Regions from separate parts of the Mus musculus genome. Here region 2 is linked to region 1. Evidence: chromatin contacts called from ENCODE Hi-C data. All regions are on one chromosome and are shown on one strand. The core of a region is the stretch at or near the end of the contact, and the rest is flanking DNA. Distances in the headings are between cores, read along the strand shown.

The links. Hi-C counts contacts between places; a loop is a spot of excess contacts on that map.
Region 2: a map of mouse trophoblast stem cell shows a loop between it and region 1 (1.9-fold over the local background). The contact joins the promoter of Olfr1331 here to the promoter of Olfr1335 in region 1. A Hi-C loop is called at or near these places in 4 of 37 maps with a recorded cell type or tissue (Patski, left cerebral cortex and mouse trophoblast stem cell).

The regions. Positions count from the first base shown.
Region 1 is chr4:118,807,035-118,812,396 of GRCm38, reverse strand. It overlaps Olfr1335 (olfactory receptor 1335), which reads left to right and starts at 2,535. Exons shown (of 1, transcript NM_207703.1): 1 at 2,535-3,542. The coding sequence starts at 2,535. The coding sequence ends at 3,542.
Region 2 is chr4:118,867,261-118,872,829 of GRCm38, reverse strand. It overlaps Olfr1331 (olfactory receptor 1331), which reads right to left and starts at 4,047. Exons shown (of 1, transcript NM_001011856.2): 1 at 3,094-4,047. The coding sequence starts at 4,047. The coding sequence ends at 3,094.

The DNA of each region.
Region 1 (5,362 bases), core at 1,286-3,785:
ACTGTTAGAAGGCTTTCAGCTGGGGCCACATTGGACCAGCTTGAAAATTCTTGAATAACCCTGTAGCAGTCTCATGAGTAATGAGTTGAGGCAGATGGATGCCCAGCCCTGAGAGAGGAAAGTGGACACAAAATCCTGCCCCTAAACAAGAACTTATTTATAATTGATACCCACTAGGAATGAGGAGGATATTTTTCTCCAGGAGAGTCTCACTGTGTATATCAGTCACACCCCAAGGTAAGCCACATCCTTAGGAGAAGCTGGCCAACCAGAAAGTGACTCCACGGCATTGCTTTTGTTTTGTTTGCTTGCTGGTTTCTTTCTTGTAGGTATTGTTTGTTGTTGTAGGTTTTGGTTGTTTTTTAGATTTTGTTGTTTCTTTTTTATCTTTTGTTTTGAAAGAGAATTTGGGAGGAGAAAGAACACGAAGCTGAGTGTGGAGGATCTGGGAGAAGTGGGGGAGGGGAAGAATATGGTTAAAGTGTATTGTACAAAAAAAAGTTGTTAAGATATGTTTTAGACTTATTTTTTTAAACGAATACACTGTCACTGTCTTCAGACATACTAGAAGGCAGTATCAGATCCCATTATAAATGGCTGTGAGACACCATGTGGTTGCTGGGAATTGAATTCAGGACCTCTGGAAGAACAGTCAGTGCTCCTCACTGCTGAACCATCTCTCCAGCCCCTGAAAAATTATTTGAATTAAAAAAAAGAAAAACAGCATTGAGGAAGGATAATTTAGAGGTAAGAGTCACATGGAAACAGATACAAAAATACCAGAGGAGAAGATGGCCTCCTGACCTGGGTGAAAAAAAGGACAGCTGTGATGGTGATGAGCAGTGACTGGTCAGGAGAAAGGATCAGGACACAGAAAGTGAAGGCTGGGGATGGCTTCAAGTCTCTTTCATGTTTCTACTCCCATCAAAAGCAACGCCTGCCTTAAGCACTGTCTTTCTCATCAGCATATGAGTGGAGTCCTACTTCAGACTATTTAGAGTAGTGTTTGGAAATCTCCTTAACATGTCTTTCCTTGATCATACATTTGTATATGGCTATGTGCTTACATATTGTTTCAGAATTATACTTAATATTGGTATCGTTGGACAATGCATTGAGTGTGCTTAACCTTAGGGAGCACATCCAAACACCACTAAAGGGATTACTTTAATTTTCTCCACTGTTGGATCTAGTTACCCTTGTTGATACTAGACACGTGTTACTGCAGCCATGCTGGTAGGTGCGTGGGGATGTGAGCTTGAGAAGCAGAGGTGGGCGTGGCTCTGTGGTGTCCTCTGCAATGTCCAGATGAGTGATGGAGCTGAGAACCTCTTACCCTCATCAGTGCCCAATAGACAGCTGCCTCCGTGAAATGCCTTCAATAGTGTTCTCTGTTCTCCTGGAGCATCCGAAGTTCTGTTTCTTTAAGTCTTTCTACAAATATTTTGAGTTCTTCGTTTTTGGTTTTATTGCTTACCATTATTTTTTCCCTCCATGGAAAGTTCTCTTAAAGAAATTTTACCTTCTCATACCCTAAAATGATACGTATATTTATCAGGTTTGATTCTAAACATTTAATTTTTTTAGAATTACCACTCAAATCTACGGTATGTCCAGAATTGACTTTTTGTGGGTAAAGGGATATGGAAGTTAAAAAGGAAGAAAGAATTTTCCTGCTTGAATAATGTCAGGATCCACCAGCATTCCCTGAGAAGACTACAATGTCTGCAGCATATTTCATGCAAACATATCTATCCTTACTATTATGTCTGTATGTGTGGGGGCCTGTGTCTAATTCACACAGGTACTTTTTGCTTCATCTGTTAGTTTGCTCTTTTTTGCATATGTTTGGTGTGTATGTGTGTGTGGTTGGCTGTGTGTGTGTGCATATGTGTATGCAAAAGTGTGCATGTGTGTGTCTGTGTAAGTGTGTGTGAGTGTGTTTGGAGTCTGACATGGGATTCTTCCTCAATTGCTCTCACCTTATTCATTGAGGTAGAATCTCTCAGTTGAACCCAGTGCACATCATTTCAGTGTCACTAGGGCACTCACTCAGGGATCCCCTTTCTTTGCCTTCCCAGAGACAGATCGAGTGTGTGAGACAACATGTGACCTGTCATGTGTTGTGTGGTGTTTCCAGGAGTTACATGAGATGCTTCAGATATTCCTCATAATCCCAAGTCATGACTGTAATCAGCTTCATTAGATAGCTGAAGAGACTGCGCCACTGGGAGCTTCAGTAACGTGAGAAGAGTGTACAGGAACTGATCACAGAGCTTAGAAGCCACATTGCAATCTTTATTTATTTTTGAATAAAAACTATTGTGCTTCATTTTATGTATATGGATTTTGCGTATATGCATGCTTATGCACCAAGTGTGTGTCTGGACTGCGGAGGTAAGAGCTGGGCATCAGGCTCCTGAGAAGTGGACCTAGATAGCTTTGAGCTGTCTGGTACCCTGGAACAGCATCAGTGCTTCATGTTTGAACCATCTCCTCAGCCTATATCTCCCCTTTCTGCCTCTACTGCTGCCATGTGTCAGACAACACATAGAATAATGGATTCTCTTACAGTCTCTACCATGTGGAGGATGTCAGGACAAAACCAAAGTTGGGTTTCTGAGTTCATCCTGCTTGGCTTCTCCAGTGATTCCACAACCAACAGCATCCTCTTCATTGTCTTCCTTCTCATCTACCTGAGCTCAGTCCTGGGCAACGGGCTCATCATCATGCTGGTATGCCTGGACACACAGCTGCACACTCCCATGTACTTCTTCCTCTCTACCCTCTCCCTGTTGGATATGGGCTATGTCACCACCACCATGCCCCAGATGTTGGTGCATCTTCTTGCTCACTCTCAGACCATCTCCTTTGCTAGCTGCTGGCTGCAGATGTACGTGTTTGGTGCCCTGGGTATGACAGAGAGCATCCTCTTTGTTGTCATGGCTTATGACCGGTATGTGGCCATTTGCTATCCACTGCGCTATACTGTTATCCTCAACTGGGACCTGTGCATACGTTTGGCAGCAGGGACTTGGATCTGTGGTTTCTTTTCCTCTTTATTGAATACTTTCTTCACCATGAGTCTGCCATATTGTGGGCCCAACAGGGTCAACCACTACTTGTGTGAAGGTCCTTCAGTGCGTAGCTTGGCTTGCATGGATACTCACTTTGTAGAGATGGTGGACTTGGTCTTGAGTGTTTTTGTAGTTGTTACTCCAATTTCCCTCATTGTGGCTTCCTACATTCATATTGCCAAGGCAATTCTCAAGATTAAGTCCACCCAGGGGCGCTGCAAGGCTTTCTCTACCTGTGCCTCCCACCTGACTGTGGTTACACTCTTCTATCTTCCTGCTACTTACATCTACATGAGACCCAACTCCAGCAGCTCTTCTGAAAGAGACAAGCAGATCTCACTCTTTTATACTGCTTTTACACCATTGCTCAACCCTGTGGTCTACAGTCTGAGAAACAAGGACATCAAGAGGGCATTTCTCAAGGTGATGTTTTATGGCAGGTGGACCCGTGGACCACAATGGTGAATCCTTAGATAAACTTTGGATAAAATGGTCTTTGTTTAAAAAGAGTCAGTGCCTTTGCTTTTTTTTTTCCTTCAATCTTTTATTAGATATTTTCTTCATTTACGTTTCATTCTATCCCGAAAGTCCCCTATAACCTCCCCCAGCCCTGCTCCCCTACTCATCCACTCCCACTTCTTAGCCCTGGCATTCCCCTGTACTGGGGCATATAAAGTTTGCAAGATCAAGGGGTCTCTCTTCCCAAAGATGGCCAACTAGGCCATTTTCTGCTAGATATGTAGCTAGAGACACGAGCTCTGGGGTTACTGGTTAGTTCATATTGTTGTTCCACCTATAGGGTTGCAGACCCCTTCAGCTCCTTGGGTACTTTCTCTAGCTCCTACATTGGGGGCCCTGTGTTCCATCCAATAGATGACTGTGAGCATCTACTTCTGTATTTGCCAGGCACTGGCATAGGCTCACATGAAACAGATATATCAGGGTCCATTCAGCAAAATCTTGCTGGCGTATGCAATAGTGTTTGTGTTTGATGACTGATTATAGGATGTATTCCCAGGTGGGGCAGTCTCTGGATGGTCTATCCTTTCATCTTAACTCCAAACTTTGTCTCTGTAACTCCTTCCATGGGTATTTTGTTCCCTATTCTAAGGAGGAATGAAGTATCCACATGTTGGTCTTCCTTCTTCCTGATTTTCTTGTGTTTTGCAAATTGTATCTTGGGTATTCTAAGTTCCTTGGCTAATATCCACTTAACACTGAGTGCATATCAAGTGACTTCTTTTGTGATTGGATTACCTCATTCAGGATGATATCCTCCAGATATATCCACTTGCCCAAGAGTTTCATAAATGCATTGTTTTTAATAGCTGAGTAGTACTCCATTGTGTAAATGTATCACATTTTCTGTATCCATTTCTCTGCTGAGGGACATGTGGGTTCTTTCCAGCTCCTGGCTATTATAAATAAGGCAGCTATGAACATAGTAGAGCATGTATCGTTATTACAAGTTGGAGCATCTTCTGGGCATATGCCCAGGAAAGGTATTGCTGGATCTTCTGGTAGTACTATGTCCAATTTTCTGAGGAACGGCCAGACTGATTTCCAGAGTGGTTGCACAAGCTTGCAATCCCACCAGCAATGGAGGAATGTTCCTCTTTCTCCACATCCTCGACAGCATCTGCTGTCACCTGAGTTTTTTATTTTAGCCGTTCTGACTGGTGTGAGGTGGAATCTTAGGTTTGTTTTGATTGGCATTTCCCTGATGATTAAGGATGTTGAACATTTTTCAGGTGCTTCTCAGCCCTTTGGTATTTCTCAGTTGAGAATTCTTCGGTTAGCTCTGGAGCCCATTTTTAATGGGGTTATTTGAATTTCTGAAGTCCAGCGTCTTGGGTTCTTTGTATTTATTGGATATTAGTCTGCTACCAGATTTACCATTGGTAATGATCCTTTCCCAATCTGTTGTTGTCCTTAGTGTCTTATTGACAGTGTGTTTTGCCTTACAGAAGCTTTACAATTTTATGTGATCCCATTTCTCAATTTTTGATCTTACAGCACAAGCCATTGCTCTTCTGTTCAGGAATTTTCCCCCTGTGCCCATATCTTCAAGGCTTTCCTCCCACTTTCTCCTCTATAAAATTCAGTGTCTCTGGTTTTATGTGGAGGTCTTTGATCCACTTAGACTTCAGCTTTGTACTAGGAGATAAGAATGGATCAATTCGCATTCTTATACATAACAACCGCCAGTTGTGCCAGCACCATTTGTTGAAAATGCCCTCTTTTTTTCCACTGAATAGTTTTAGCTCCCTTGTTCAAAGATCAAG
Region 2 (5,569 bases), core at 2,798-5,297, 59 kb before region 1:
ATGGTGGATTGTTGACTGTCTTGTGCAGGCAACCACAGCTGCTGTGAGATATGAGTACAGAGTTCAGTAGTGTCCAAAATACATTGCTTTGTCTTAGTCTTCTGCAACCTCTGGCTATTAGTCTTTCTCTATAATAGTTCCTCAGTTTTGGTTGAAAGTGACAAAAATCTATCACTTGTGACTCCACAGACACTTCTCTATACTCTGACTAGTAGATTTTCTGTGTTAACCATCAACCACTTCACAAAGAAACTCCTCTGAGGAGGTGTGGGAGCTGCACTTAGCTATAGGCATAGAGACCCAAGAGGGAAGTTTCACAAATGTCAGGGTAGCACAATAGCCTATGAACTCTCATCCATTGACTTTTAAGATGATGGTCTACAGCTCATGTTCCACACTCATTTTCTAATTGTGATTTGTAGACATCCATGACCATATAACCAACCTTTGGACTAGAATGCACTAGTCAAATTAACAAATACCTGTCAGCCCTTAATCCCTCCAAATCAAGGAACACCAAAATGTCCTGCACAGTGTTCTTTCCCCACAGTCTTTCTCTTCAGGCCCATCCAAGATACACAACACAGTGCTTAAGCTATCCACTTCCAGTTACCGTGGGCCCAGTATACAGAATGGTCTGTAACCAGAATGAGTTTGTGCTTCCCCTCAGTCCACCATACAGGAATGCCCATAGAGAGCACCAGTTCAGATTATGGTCAGGATTTAGCAGCAGTAAGAAACTTGGACTACTTTCTCAAGCAATCTTCCTGTGTTTAAATGGACTATTAGTGTTCTCTGTGTCTGCACACTGGCATTGTATGATAACTAACACCTAGTTCATCATGGGTACTGATGACATGTGGTCATATAATGCCTTCTGGTTTCTTCAATGCTACAATTCCTATGGTTAAGATGCCAACATGTCCTAACTTTTCCTACAAATTCTTTGTATCTCTACCATTGTCCTAGCTCCCACTTTTTTGAAATTACCAATGGATCCTAAATTTCAATGGAAATTGCAGACATCCCAAAGAGACAAAAACAATCTTTAAAAAAGAAGATCGGAGTGTTCCTGATTTCCAATCTCAATGCCATAGCAACCAAACAGGAATGACATCAGCAAAAGGTTCACATGGAATTTAATAGACTGTATCTGACACACCAGACCTTGTAATGACACACACAAGAGAGTTGTTGACAACCATGATGATTAAGCAATTAAGAGTTGTAAGGCCTTTTTATTGATGGTCAGAAAAAGAGTGGGCTTGAGCCTCTGAAGAACCTCTTGGTGCCTAAGTTCAGAGATACAGTTTTTAAAATCAAAAACCATTGACATAAGTCAGAGTTAGACGATGGTCAGAGGAACCTTGAATTGTTTCTTCCTGAATAGAATCATAGGCATTTTAGACATATCGTGACAATTATTTTGGTCAATATATCTGTAATATAGTCAATGGCATGAGAATCTCAGATGTGTTTGCAAGTTAGATGTGATAATTGTAGGGAGGGAGGTAGAGGTTAGATAATCATGCAAAAAACATAAAATGGAGTCACAACAGAATAGCATTATGTTAGTCATATCATTATAAGCACTAATCTGTATTGTCAACCAATAATAGTCAGGGATGTAAATATCACGCAATGAGACAAGGACTGTTGTCAAAGGGCAGTGATGAGACAATGGATATCCACACACAAAAGCATTAAATTGGACCCTGGCCACATACTGTGCACAAAATGAATCAAAATGCAAATGAAACTTTTAAAACATAAGAGAATTTTTCATGAACTTTCATCAGGAAATGCCTTCTGGAATATATCCCATGAGACAGAGATAAAGTGGCTGAGTTGTATTTAACCACAGTGAGACATCAGTGATACTAAGGACATTGTCTACAAACCAAAATATCACCAGGTCTTGTGTCATAAGCACAAAATCACAGTAATGGGAGGTGGACACAGGAGACTCAAGATTATTTTTAGGTACATTGAAAGTTTGAAGCCAGTACGGGAAGGGTTAGACTTTTTAATAACATAAACCCACAAACATAATAAATCCTAACTATGAATGGATTGTCTTCACTGTCACCCCAAACATGATTGCAAACAAATTATAAGCAGGGCATCATTAGGGAAAGACTAGTTCACGCCTGTATCACAGAGGAATTAGCTGATTGGCCAGACAAGAGCGACTCTGGAGCTGATAGGAAAAGGATGCACACCACCTCCGTGTAGAAAAGGACCAAGATCAGCAGTCACAGGGGAGACGTGTCCTCGGATGCTGCATGTCACCTGCAGCAATAATTGGGACTTCTGCCATGAAATCTAGCTCCCTTAACTTCCATATGACCACATAATGCAGACTTCATCATGTTGGACCACAGACTCCATTGGATTTAGGCAGGAAGTTTGGTCTCTTGTCTGCACCCCTTCTGTTCCACACACCATTGCTTTAATTTTAATAATGAGAACCTGTGCTGCATTACTTAGCCTACAGCACATCAGCCTCTGCTGTGTCTATTACAGCATCACTAATGACATGTTTCCTGCTGGCTTACATGTATGCAGTTGCCAGTCAGAAAATACGGCAGGTTGCAAAACTGCTGCTAATTTTTCACTTGCCTGTATAGGAAGAGTACACACCAGTCCAGTGTCACATGACTTTCATTGCTTCTCTGTGGAAGTAAAGTAAATCCCAACATCTTGTTGTCAGGTTGGACCATGATGCTCTCCTTGCCAGAATAATGCGTGCACAGATGTGGGGATCACTATTGAGAAGCTTAGGTTTAAAGGCTGTATCCACTATTCCTTTGCTTCTGTTAATGATGGATGGATCTCAGCCTGACTACACAAGGAGACTTGCAATCTACCACTAATGAAAGTGAGCCCCAAGGGAGTCTTTGCATGCAGAATCAGTAATATTTATGTTTTCTGTTTAACTGTGGTATAGTCACCTATCAATACAGCATGCTGTCTTTCAGGAATGTTGTCCTAAGTTATATGTTGTATAAAATGCACAATTTTGCTCACATAAAACAAATGCACTGTTTCAGTATTAAGCAAAGAACATTTTATCCAATGTTTATCAAAGGATCACCATCCTGGTCCACTGGCACACCTGCCATAACCCATCACCTTGAGAAATGCCCTCTTGATGTCTTTGTTCCTCAGACTATAGACCACAGGGTTGAGCAATGGTGTAAAAGCACTGTAAAAGAGTGAGATCTGCTTGTCTCTCTCAGGGGAGTAACTGGAGTTGGGCCTCAAGTAAGTGTAAGTGGCTGGAGCATAGAAGAATGTGACCACAGTCAGGTGGGAGGCACATGTAGAGAAAGCCTTGCAGCGGCCCTCTGTGGACTTGATCTTGAGAATTGCCATGGCAATACGAATGTAGGAGGCCACAATGAGGGAGATTGGAGTAACGACCAAAAAGACACTCAAGACCAAGTCCACCATCTCAATGATGTGGGTATCCATGCAAGCCAAGCTACGCACTGAAGGACCTTCACACAAGTAGTGGTTGACCCTGTTGGGCCCACAATATGGCAGACTCATGGTGAAGAAAGTGTGCAATAAAGAGGAAAAGAAACCACAAATACAAGACCCTGCTGCCAACCGTATGCAGAGGCCCCAGTTGAGGATGACAGTATAGCTCAGTGGATAGCAAATGGCCACATAACGATCATAAGCCATGACAACAAAGAAGGTGCACTCAGTTATACCCAGGCCACCGAACATAAACATCTGCAGCCAGCAGCCAGTAAAGGAGATGGTTTGAGAGTGAGCAAGAAGATGCACCAACATCTGGGGCATGGTGGTGGTAACAAAGGTCATATCCAACAGGGAGAGGGTAGAGAGGAAGAAGTACATGGGAGTGTGCAGCTGTGTGTCCAGGCAGACCAGCATGATGATGAGCCCATTGCCCAGGACTGAGCTCAGGTAGATGAGAAGAAAGACAATGAAGAGGATGCTGTTGGTCGTGGGGTCACTGGAGAAGCCAATCAGGATGAACTCAGAAACCCAACTTTGGTTTTGCCCTGGAATCATCCAAAATGCAAGGTCTGTGAGAGGCTTCCAGCCATATATGTAACACCTGAAACAGTGCAGCCCAGAAGATTGGTATCTGCAGAGGCCAGAAGACTGGGGTGGTTATTCTGAGCTTACTGCTAAGTTTCTGTACACTCTTCTCAAGTTGCTTAACAACCCCTCAGTCTCTTCATCTGTAAAACGGGGCTGGTGATACTCATGTCTTGAGAGTACTGTGACTATTTAAAGTATCTCACATAACTCTGGAAACACCTCATAACGCATTGTATGTCCTGTGCTGCCTCATACACTCATTCTACTCTATTGTGTGCATTAATCTCTCACCCACTCAAGAACACATGCCTCAGAAGCCCCTAGACCTGAAGTGGTTATCCACCTTGTAGAGCCTGTGTCCTGTGTATAAGTGGTCTCTCTTCGCACCAAGGCACCTTTTTTCTGAATCAGCTGTGCAACCTGAGCCTTCATTACCAGAGGGACATAAGAGGCCCTAAGCTGCACCAAGAGCAGGAAAGATCTTCTGTAGCTGCTAAAGTTCTTCCTTGCTGTTCTTTAGTCTTTCTTCCCTGGTCTTGAGTCCTCCCTGGTCTTGAAAGGTAGCAGACATGTCATGACTGGCAGTGTTCAATTATGTGGTCTCACTGGACCCAGCATGACGAGTGCCACATTGTCCCCATTACCTGCACAGCAACTGTAGTCCTAGCACTTCCAACCTGCACTGCCTATAGCTCTGCGTCAGCTGTGTCTACAGTCCAGCCCTGAACAGGCAATGTCTTCCCTGCATGGTGTCCTCTTCATGCAAACTCTGTCAGGTGGTTGCACTAATAGACTGCACATGCTTTATGCAACAGCCTCTTCATTAGAGTTTGACTCTCTGTTCAGATTACACAGGCTCTATATGGTGCTGACACATCTGTCATCCCAGCACATGAAGATGTAGAGGAAGAACATTCAGTCCTAGGCCACATAATGGGTTTGAAGCTAACCTGAGTTACATGAGGCACTATAAATAGCTAATTTATAACACTAAAAATAAATCAGTGAGGGATGAGAACATGGCTCATCAGGAAAGTTGGCCTGAGGCCAAGCCCAATGGCCCCAGTGCAATCTGTGAAGCCACAAGGTAGAAGGAGAAGATTGATTCCCTCCTGTGCTGGGGGACAGTGCCAGCATGCAAGACACACACACACACACACACACACACACACACACACACACACACCCCACACCCCACACCATTTTCAAAACAAAAAGTCAATAACAAAAACCAAAAACACCAGAACAGAACAGAACAGAACAGAACAGAACAGAAAAAATTCAGACACAGACCCCCACAACAGTCAAATGGTTTTTGATGGAAGGCATTCTACAGTGGCCAGGAGCTACCATAGTATCTCCAATAGATGCTGGTGGATTGTGTGTGTATTCATTGATGAAAACTCTCCTTTCTGTATCACATCCTCCTCCCTCTGCACACACAAGACTCAATTCCAGGTCTACCACTGGTTTAAAATACGGTTATAAA